3 separate regions of the Homo sapiens genome follow, and regions 2 and 3 are each linked to region 1. Evidence: chromatin contacts called from ENCODE Hi-C or POLR2A ChIA-PET data. All regions are on one chromosome and are shown on one strand. The core of a region is the stretch at or near the end of the contact, and the rest is flanking DNA. Distances in the headings are between cores, read along the strand shown. Region 1 holds the start of HOMEZ (homeobox and leucine zipper encoding). Region 2 holds the start of THTPA (thiamine triphosphatase). Region 3 holds the start of PRMT5-AS1 (PRMT5 antisense RNA 1).

Region 1 (2,700 bases), core at 82-2,581:
ATCATAGCTCACTACAGCCTACAACTCCTGGGCTCAAATGATCCCCCTGCCTCAGCCTCCTGAGTAGTTACAAGTGCATGCCACCAAGTCCAGCTAATTTTTAAATTTTTCTGTAGAGACAGGGACTCGCTATGTTGCCCTTGCTGGTCTTGGATCCTAGCCTCAAGCAGTCCTCCCTCTTTGGCCTCCCAAAGCGTTGGGATTAGGTTTATGAGCCACTGCGCCCAGCCCATTTATCTTTTAAGGAATATAGCGACTCAGGCAAGAGACATAGAGGACTGTGTGCCCTATCCTGTTTTGTCTTCAAAGGATCTTTCCAGAGACGTCAGAGTCAGAGGCTTTGTGAAATTATGTTGCCAAACAGAATTGAGCAAGCCTGTCTTCTTACATTTGTTACTCTGTCTCACAGAAGATGGGGAATCCTAAAATACAAATTTTGGCCCATAACTTCATACTGTGTGGGATACTGCTTTGTTGAAGTCCATTTTATTGGCATCCCTTTCTTTTTGTAAGTTAAAAAAAATTTTTTTGAGACAAGGTCTCGCTATGTTGCCCAGACTGGCCTCGAACTCTTGAAATCAAGTCATTCTCCCACCTCAGTCTTCATCCCTTTCTAGCTAGCGAAAAACAAATACTATGGAGAGCTCCGCGTCCTCTTTTCTAGGGCAGGGAGGGGAGCCTGAGGGTCTGGTAGGTCCCAATGAGGTGACTGCTCCAGCACTTCGTCTTTGGGAACATCTGTCTGGTGCCAGTTTGACCCGGGGAACGGCCTAAGTCGCCCGCAGGCTCCTAAGGTCCTCGTCTTTCCGGGTGGCAAGACATCTGATCCCTCTCGAGAACAAGTTCCCAGTTGCTTTAGGCGCTTTGTTACAGCTGACGCTGCTGGTGGCGGTTGGGCTCTCGGCTGGGAAAGGCGCAGCTCGTTTGTATGGCTCCGGAGGGGGCACTGAAAAGGTCTTCCTGGAGGGCTTCCTTCAGAAGGAAACAAATTGGGAGTTGTTGGCGGTCCAGACAGTTCAGCAAAGTGCAGTATCCCTCCTTGGGGAATTTCGGAAGGATCCTGGTCCGGTGTATTCCAAAGGTCCGGCGCCGATAGGTCGACGGTAGGGGGAGGTACCATGCACTGCAGCTTGGCCCCAGGGGACATCTTCCCTGCCCCACGCATCCAATAGATGACCCCAGCTGAGGCCCACGCAGCCAATACCTGACTTCAGCCGAGACCCACGCAGCCAATGGCCAGCCCAGTGCGCTTCGCCCGTGCCCGCCCGCCTGCGCCTACCAATCAGGACTCGGGCCACCTTGGCACCGCCTCTGGACGCCCACCCCACCCATCCGCCCCGCCTCCAACTTGCTCGAGCAGGGCTGGGTAGACCGGCGCGCTCCCGGGGACGGTGGGGGGGGCAGTCCCGGTTTCGGCCATCGCTGGGGTGGGCTCGGAGCGGCCGCACCGGGCAGCAACCCCACTCCCACTCGGAGGCCCCCTGCCCTCTCCCCCACTTCCCCCCGGCCCATGGTGCGAGGCTGGGAGCCGCCGCCCGGGCTGGACTGCGGTGAGTGATCCCCAGCCCCTTGGACTTCCCCTCCCAGCTCGTGTACGGTCTCCCACCTCTGGAGCCCCATCCCCGCGCTGGTGGGGGGATAATTCTAGGTTCGAAGTGGCCCGGTTCTCTCTTTTTTCTCCTCTGGACTTTTCGGTTCCCTCCCCTGTTGTAACTAGGGGAGGGTGAGTGTCTGTGTAGGGGAGGGCAAGAAGGTTGGGTTGGGGCGCCCTTGGCGAGAGTAGGATTGAGATTCGCCTGCCTCATGGGGCTTATCGTCCCAAGTGCAATAACTTTTTGTTCCCTGACCCAGTTCGGAGCCTTCTGGACTGCCTGTGAAATGGAGGATAGGAGAAACATTTCCTTCCCAGGCCCCCCCGCCACACAAACCCCCAACCCCCACGGCTACCTCCTGGCGACCTCAACACACGTGCAGAACCTGGCCTTGCTTCTGGGGATCAGTGGCCTTTGGGAATGAAAGGTTTAGAAGAAACTGCCCCTCTGACTCCCGTACCCAGCCATACTAAGAGAACCAACCAGGAAACTGAGAACCTGAGTCCTCTGGGGTTCCTAGTGTTGCGTCCTATTCTGAGACTCCTAAACTGAAAGAAGACTCAAGCTGAGACCTGTTTGGTAATGTGGGCCCCTATCAGGAGATTTTTTTTTTTTTTGTCATGTGAACCTCCTTCCCATCATACACTTGAAGCCCTTTTATATTACATGATTCGGTTAGTTGGTAGTAATTGAAAAAGCCAGATTGGGAATTTTAAAGATAATGCATACATATCTTAAACATTATAATTAAAAGTATATCCATTTCACCAATCTTTTGATGTAGTGGTGAGACTGTTTTTGTGTCTAAGACTGCTGTTCAGAGTTCCCAATTCTCTTTCCAGTATTAACTACACAGGGAGTCTCAAACCTGGCTGTACCCTGAGAACTTTTAAAAACTTTGGATGCCTGGACCCCAGTACAGACTATTGAACCTGAATGGGAAGGAGGGTGGCCTGGTTTTTAAGCTTCCCAGGTAATTCTAGTGTGCAGTCTGAGAGCCACTCAGGCACTTTCATCATCTTTGGTTTCCCGTTTTGCTTTATTTAAAGTGAAGTATGAATTTAGACACTTCTGAGTGCAGAGTACTTTTGAGATTAAGTCCCACCGC
Region 2 (2,700 bases), core at 133-2,632, 270 kb before region 1:
AGACACGTGGAAGGACTAGATCCAAATTAGCTACTGTTAAAGAGAAAACGAGATTTCACAGAACTGTAAGCAAACTTAGAAAATTGCTAAAACAATTCCCATTACAAAAATAATCCAGGCCAGGCACAGAGGCTCACACCTGTAATCCCAGCACTTTGGAAGGCCGAGGCAGGCAAATTGCTTGAGTCCAGGAGTTCCAGACCAGCCTGGGCAACACGGCAAAACCTTGTCTCTATTAAAAAAAAAATTTTTAATCCGGAGGCCCTCCCCCACTGCATGGTCCAGCAGGTGCCTCCAAAAGAGAAAAGTGGGGAGCAGGAAAAGCACAAAAGGGCCTGTCTCCCTCACCAAGCATGCTGCTGAGCCTGTGGATCTTCTCTAGGGCAGTTGGTACTTCAGCCTCCTCATGCACCAGGGCCTCTACCTCACCCACAGCGTAGCCAAAGTCGGCTGTATCCAAGTCCACCCTGAGCTGTGGCTCCTCTTCATCAGCTCCCAAGAGCACCAGCTTCCAGGCACTCCGCTTAGTCACAAAACTAGCTACTTCCTGCAGCCCCAGTGGGCCCAGCACAGCAGCCACATCTCCAGCCCCCAGGCCGTCAGCCCGCAGCACCTTACAGAGTTGGGCCACAATTGTAGGTTCCGCTGTGAGTTCCTTATACTCCGTGTGGGGTCCTAAGACACCTGCTGCTCCAGGACATTTGAGCTCCCATCCACTATCCTCTCGTCGTCGCAGCCAGTGGTCAGCCTGCATGAGGCTCAGCTCAGGGGTGTCATAGTAGGTGTCTCGGAAGGTGACCCGGTACTCCAGGGTGCCCCCCAACTCCTGCAGCCGCTCCTCTGTGCCAGGCCCTGGAAGGAACTTTCGCTCCACCTCAATCAAGCCCTGGGCCATGCTACCTGCAATTGGCTGAACAAACGTTTGCTGAGTTCCCAAGGATGCAAAGCCTGGTGCTCAGCTCCTGGGGCGTCAACTCAGTACAGAACCCCTCCCTGGAAAAACTTATGAGGGGCACACTGTGTCGCAATAGTCTCTAGGGCTACTGCCCTTTTCTCTCTACCTCGGTGACATTAAGGCCCCGTCGGTGATATTTTAAGGCTCTGACAGTGACAGGTCTCCAGTAAAATCCCTTCCACTGCTGCTGATGTCCTCAATCCAAAGAGACCCCTAGAAAGCAGGCCGGGTAGCGGGTGTCCTTTCAACGCCCCCCTCTCTACACCTTGCCACCCCAGGAGGCTACTGGCTCACGACCCGGGAGGACCTGCCCTTTCCTGCTACACTACCGGCCAGCGGAACTTCAGGTCTCACCTCAAAGCCCGAGAGTCTCCTCGCGGGACCCACAGAGGGGGAAGGGAGCCCACGCCATACACTCGCGAGGAATGCCGGGAGCAGTTCCGGATCCCGGACCTCGGCCCGACCCTCCGCGCGCCCGGCAGGTCCCGGCACCAGCGGCCATATTACGCCCGTTGTGGCGGTGCCGAGAGCAGGCCAGGGCTCGAGACACGCGCTATGTAATGGGAGGCCGCGACCCCCGCGGTGGCCAGGGGAGCGAGGCCGCCCCTTGCATTCTGCTCCTCATTGTTGGCCCCGCACGGCTCCCGGGGGCTGGTACAGGTCTCATGCCTGAGGCTGAGCCAGGCACCCCGAGGCGCGGATGCATGATGGGAGATGTAGTTCCAAAGGGAGACTTTGCCATCTCGCCCCGCCCGTCGCTATGGCGACAGGAAAGCTGCACTTGGTGCCTGCGGTACTCTACCTAAAGCTGAACTGGGGCTACAAGGCGGCGGGGAGAGTCGGGTGCAAGGAGCTCAAGCCCCAGTCCCGTCTCCAACACCCCCCGCCGCACCCCCAACGCAGGCAGATGGGCCTGGAATACAAGCCATTCACACCGTCCAACAGATATCTGCTATAGCAGCCAGCTAAGCGCAGGCCAGTGGCAATGGTGGCGAGGGGGGTTGGGGTGGGGGGAGGGAAGGGGGCGGGGGCAGCGCGTAATAAAGTCCAGTTTAGCTACTCTGGAGTTTTAGAGGGGATCTAATACCTCCTGGCATGAACGTTGAGGGTAAGAGTGGGTGAGAAACTTTCTGTCAGAGAATAAAGTGGTATTTTGGCCAGGAACTAAAGATATGATGGTATTTCAACAGTTGGAGACCTAGATGGAGACAGGAATAGCCTAAGCAAAGGCCCAGAAACTGGAGAGCACCTGGGTGGTACGTAAGGAGAAGACGAGGCTAGAAATGCAGTTGAGGGAAAAGCCTTGAGTGCTAGACTGAGGAGTTTGTCAGAGTTTCCAGCGGTCCCTAAGCAGTTTTTGTCAGGTGTAGAACTACTTATGTTCATTTAGAATACAGAAAGGCCGGTGCGGTTGCTCACACCTGCAATCCCAGCACTTTGGGAAGCCGAGGCAGGTGAATCACCTGAGGTCAGGAGTTCGAGACCAGCCTGGCCAACATGGAGAAACCCCCCCGGCCCGCCGTCTCTACTAAAAATGCAAAAATGAGCCGGGCATGGTGGCGCGTGCTTGTGTTCCCAGCTACTCCAGAGGCTGAGGCATGAGAATTGCTTGAACCTGGGAGGCAGAGGTTGCAGTGAGCTGAGATGGCGCCACTGCACTCCAGCCTGGGCGACAGAACGAGACTCCATCTGTCCCCAAAAAAATAAAATTCAGGAAAACATGGGGGTTGGCCCTTTGAATGCTT
Region 3 (2,700 bases), core at 79-2,578, 370 kb after region 1:
TCTGCTTTCCTGCCTTACATCAAGGTGGGCAAGGGATTATAATTAATTGCAGGGCTCAAGCCACCAATCTATGAAGACCTCAGGCCAGGGGGTGAGGAATTAGTGCTGGATTTGAAGCTACGCACTCAGCCTCAAGAACTCCCTGGAATATCCCTGAGAACATGGGGTTTGAACGGATTTTCAGCCTTTTTCTGTTCTTGTTTTGATGGTTTTGTGTAAGAGGAAATACAAATAAAGTTATAGCCCTTTACTGCACGACCATGCTGCCCCCTGCCACTATTTTCCCACACCTCACTTAGACCCAGGCATGTTCAGATCTGTCCTCTTAGCCTATCCAAGACCCAAAGGGGCCTAGTTGTATTCCCTACTTAGGAAGCTGAGCAATGACTATTGTAGTCCTGGATATAGGCCTTTCTGACCAGCTACAGTGAGCTCTTGTCCATTAGAACCTACAGTTAGGCTTTTCTCTGGGGAGGAGGCATAGAGTTTGCCACCTTGGAAAAAGATGGAATAGTGAGTGAAGCCAGTTTCTCTTCTGTATTCTTGAGCTACTGCACGGGCAACTGGTTACCTCTCCTTTGTTACCTCTTGGGAAGACTGGAATCCATCCAGGAATCTCCAGCAAGAAGCTACCTGTTTTTTTTGAATAAAACCACAGGGTTACAGTTTGAAGTCCTAAGAGATCATCTAGTCCAATTTTCCATTTTACAGAGGGGGAGTTTGAAATGGGTACAATGATGTGATATTAGTATCCAAGTCAGAATTGGAAGTCAGGTCCTCCGACTCTGGCTCTCCCCATGTTATAACCAGCTACATTTTTGGTAGCTACAGTAGACCACAGAAGTGTCTAGGGGCTCCTGGAGGCCCCTGGAAAGTGAGGGTGGACATCAGTTCCTTCTTTCCGGTTAGAGGACTCAGTACTGCTACATCCAAGGAGTCACCTGAGAAACTTTCAAATTTACCCTTGCAGTGGGAAATGTGGGGGTACTGATTTGAACGGAAGTTATGACCTGTGGGAGCAGGCCATGACGATAGGGCAGAGTGTGGGCCAAGACAAGTCTGTGGCAAGATCTGCTTTTCCCTGGTCCCAAGCACCGAGGTCAGGAGAGGTGGTCGGGAAGGTTGTTTAGGTAGCCGGCTCAGAACGGGGATTTCGAGTTCAGCATCCCCGGACGTTAAACAAACGCCGCTGTTCTCTACAAAGCTTAACCTTAACGACCGACGTGACTCCTTCAGCAAATCCGAGTAGGGACGGCCAAGGATGTAAATTGTGCCTCCTCGTTGGCTCCGCCCATCGCACTGGTCTAGTCTACGCGAGCACCAGGAGTGGGGTTGGTGGCTTCTTCACTCCCGTTTTCAGTCCCGTTTTCCCCGCCCTCCGCAAGTCATTTAACCAATGAGAGAGTGATGGGCGGCTACCAAAGGACGCTTCCATTTTCTGGAGTCTCTGAGGTTAGCCAATCAATGGGAACTCGGTGGTTGCTAAGACGCATTTGAGTTTGCTCCACCCATACTTAGGACTTTAGCCAATGAGAACCTGTACTTTGGACGGTTGCCGCGAAACCAGTGAGGTTATTTCCAAAGCCGGGGAGTCTTGGCGCATGCGCAGATTGGGGAAGGTTCTGGAAGACGGCAGAGCTGCCGCCATTTTGCGGGAAGAGGAGGCTCTGTACCTGCAGTGCTGCTTTTCTTGCCTAGACTCTAGGAACTATCCGAGCTCCACTCCCCACAACATACTCAAAGGAACGGAGAGAACCGGGACCCCCCTGCGGGGACCCGGAACTGGTGAGAAACCCCAAAACCCGGTCCCCACCAGACGTCACCAATGCGTGACGTTGCTGCACGGCGCCTCCCCCCTGACGTCACGGGCAGAAAATGGCGTCACGAAGAGATTCAGGCGAACTTTTAACATTAAAAAAACCTTTGTTTGTTTTGACCTGGAAGTGTTAGCTACTTAAATGTAGCCCACTGCCACGATTTTAGAGTTGGGCACCCTCGTGGCTGTATCTTGCACCGATAAAGATGCGGTTTCTAGAATCCTGTGATTTTTCTTTCCGGGTCTCTGCAGCCGTGACACTTAGGGTCGCCCACACTGGAGAGGGAGCATCGACCCTCCGCGGCCTGAGAGGACACGCATCATCAGTTTCAGCCACTCGCACCACCATTCAGAGAGAGAGAAGGGAATTGAGCTTTCTTCCTCAATCTCTAGTCTGTCGAAGATTCATGTTCACTATGTTGACCTTTATGGGCTTTTCCCATTTAACTTTTTCAAGCACTCATTCCAGTAGGCGTATTATGATGCCACATATGAAGATTGAGCCCTGGGACACTGGCTCCCGCAGAGATTGTGCCAGTTGGTTGCCTATAGGACCTCTTTTTTTTTATTTTTTTAAGGCGGAGTGTCGCTTTGTCACCCAGGCTGGAGTGGAGTGGCGCGATCTCGGCTCACTGCATCCTGTCTCCCGGGTTCTAGCGATTCCCCTGCCTCAGCCTCCCGAGTAGCTGGGATTACAGGCGCCTGCCACAACGCCCGGCTAATTTTTGTATTTTTAATAGAGATGGGGTTTTGCCATGTTAGCCAGGCTGACCTCGAACTCCTGACCTCAGGTGATCCACCCGCCTCGGCCTCCCAAAGTGCTGGGATTACAGGCGTGAGCCACCGCGCCCGGCCTATAGGACCATTTTTTAAAGCTACACAAC

Evidence for each region. Hi-C counts contacts between places; a loop is a spot of excess contacts on that map. ChIA-PET counts read pairs that join two places held with the same protein, here RNA polymerase II (POLR2A). Pooled maps may share reads with other maps.
Region 2: a loop to region 1 is called in a map of naive thymus-derived CD4-positive, alpha-beta T cell, with 7 times the contacts of the local background. The contact joins the promoter of THTPA here to the promoter of HOMEZ in region 1. A Hi-C loop is called at or near these places in 2 of 168 maps with a recorded cell type or tissue (B cell and naive thymus-derived CD4-positive, alpha-beta T cell) and 13 of 50 pooled maps. POLR2A ChIA-PET finds 5 or more read pairs at or near these places in 6 of 52 experiments (Caco-2, HEK293, HepG2 and 3 more).
Region 3: a loop to region 1 is called in a map of gastrocnemius medialis, with 2.6 times the contacts of the local background. The contact joins the promoter of PRMT5-AS1 here to the promoter of HOMEZ in region 1. A Hi-C loop is called at or near these places in 3 of 168 maps with a recorded cell type or tissue (CD4-positive, alpha-beta T cell, CD8-positive, alpha-beta T cell and gastrocnemius medialis), 3 of 37 single-sample maps with no recorded cell type and 18 of 50 pooled maps. POLR2A ChIA-PET finds 5 or more read pairs at or near these places in 2 of 52 experiments (HepG2 and activated CD8-positive, alpha-beta T cell).

Annotation. Positions count from the first base shown.
Region 1 is chr14:23,284,763-23,287,462 of GRCh38, reverse strand. HOMEZ (homeobox and leucine zipper encoding) reads left to right here and starts at 1,331. Exons shown (of 2, transcript NM_020834.3): 1 at 1,331-1,550. The coding sequence starts at 1,511. RefSeq lists an enhancer at 822-1,101 and a silencer at 1,192-1,601.
Region 2 is chr14:23,554,953-23,557,652 of GRCh38, reverse strand. It overlaps THTPA (thiamine triphosphatase), which reads right to left and starts at 1,382. Exons shown (of 2, transcript NM_024328.6): 1 at 349-1,382. The coding sequence starts at 895. It also overlaps a transcript of ZFHX2 not described here. RefSeq lists enhancers at 340-389, 1,250-1,509, 1,068-2,002.
Region 3 is chr14:22,918,084-22,920,783 of GRCh38, reverse strand. It overlaps PRMT5-AS1 (PRMT5 antisense RNA 1), which reads right to left and starts at 1,328. Exons shown (of 2, transcript NR_120600.1): 1 at 1-1,328. RBM23 (RNA binding motif protein 23) reads left to right here and starts at 1,635. Exons shown (of 14, transcript NM_001077351.2): 1 at 1,635-1,785. It overlaps PRMT5 (protein arginine methyltransferase 5), which reads left to right. Exons shown (of 17, transcript NM_006109.5): 17 at 1-255. RefSeq lists a silencer at 1,261-1,560 and enhancers at 1,821-1,890, 1,981-2,090, 2,161-2,330.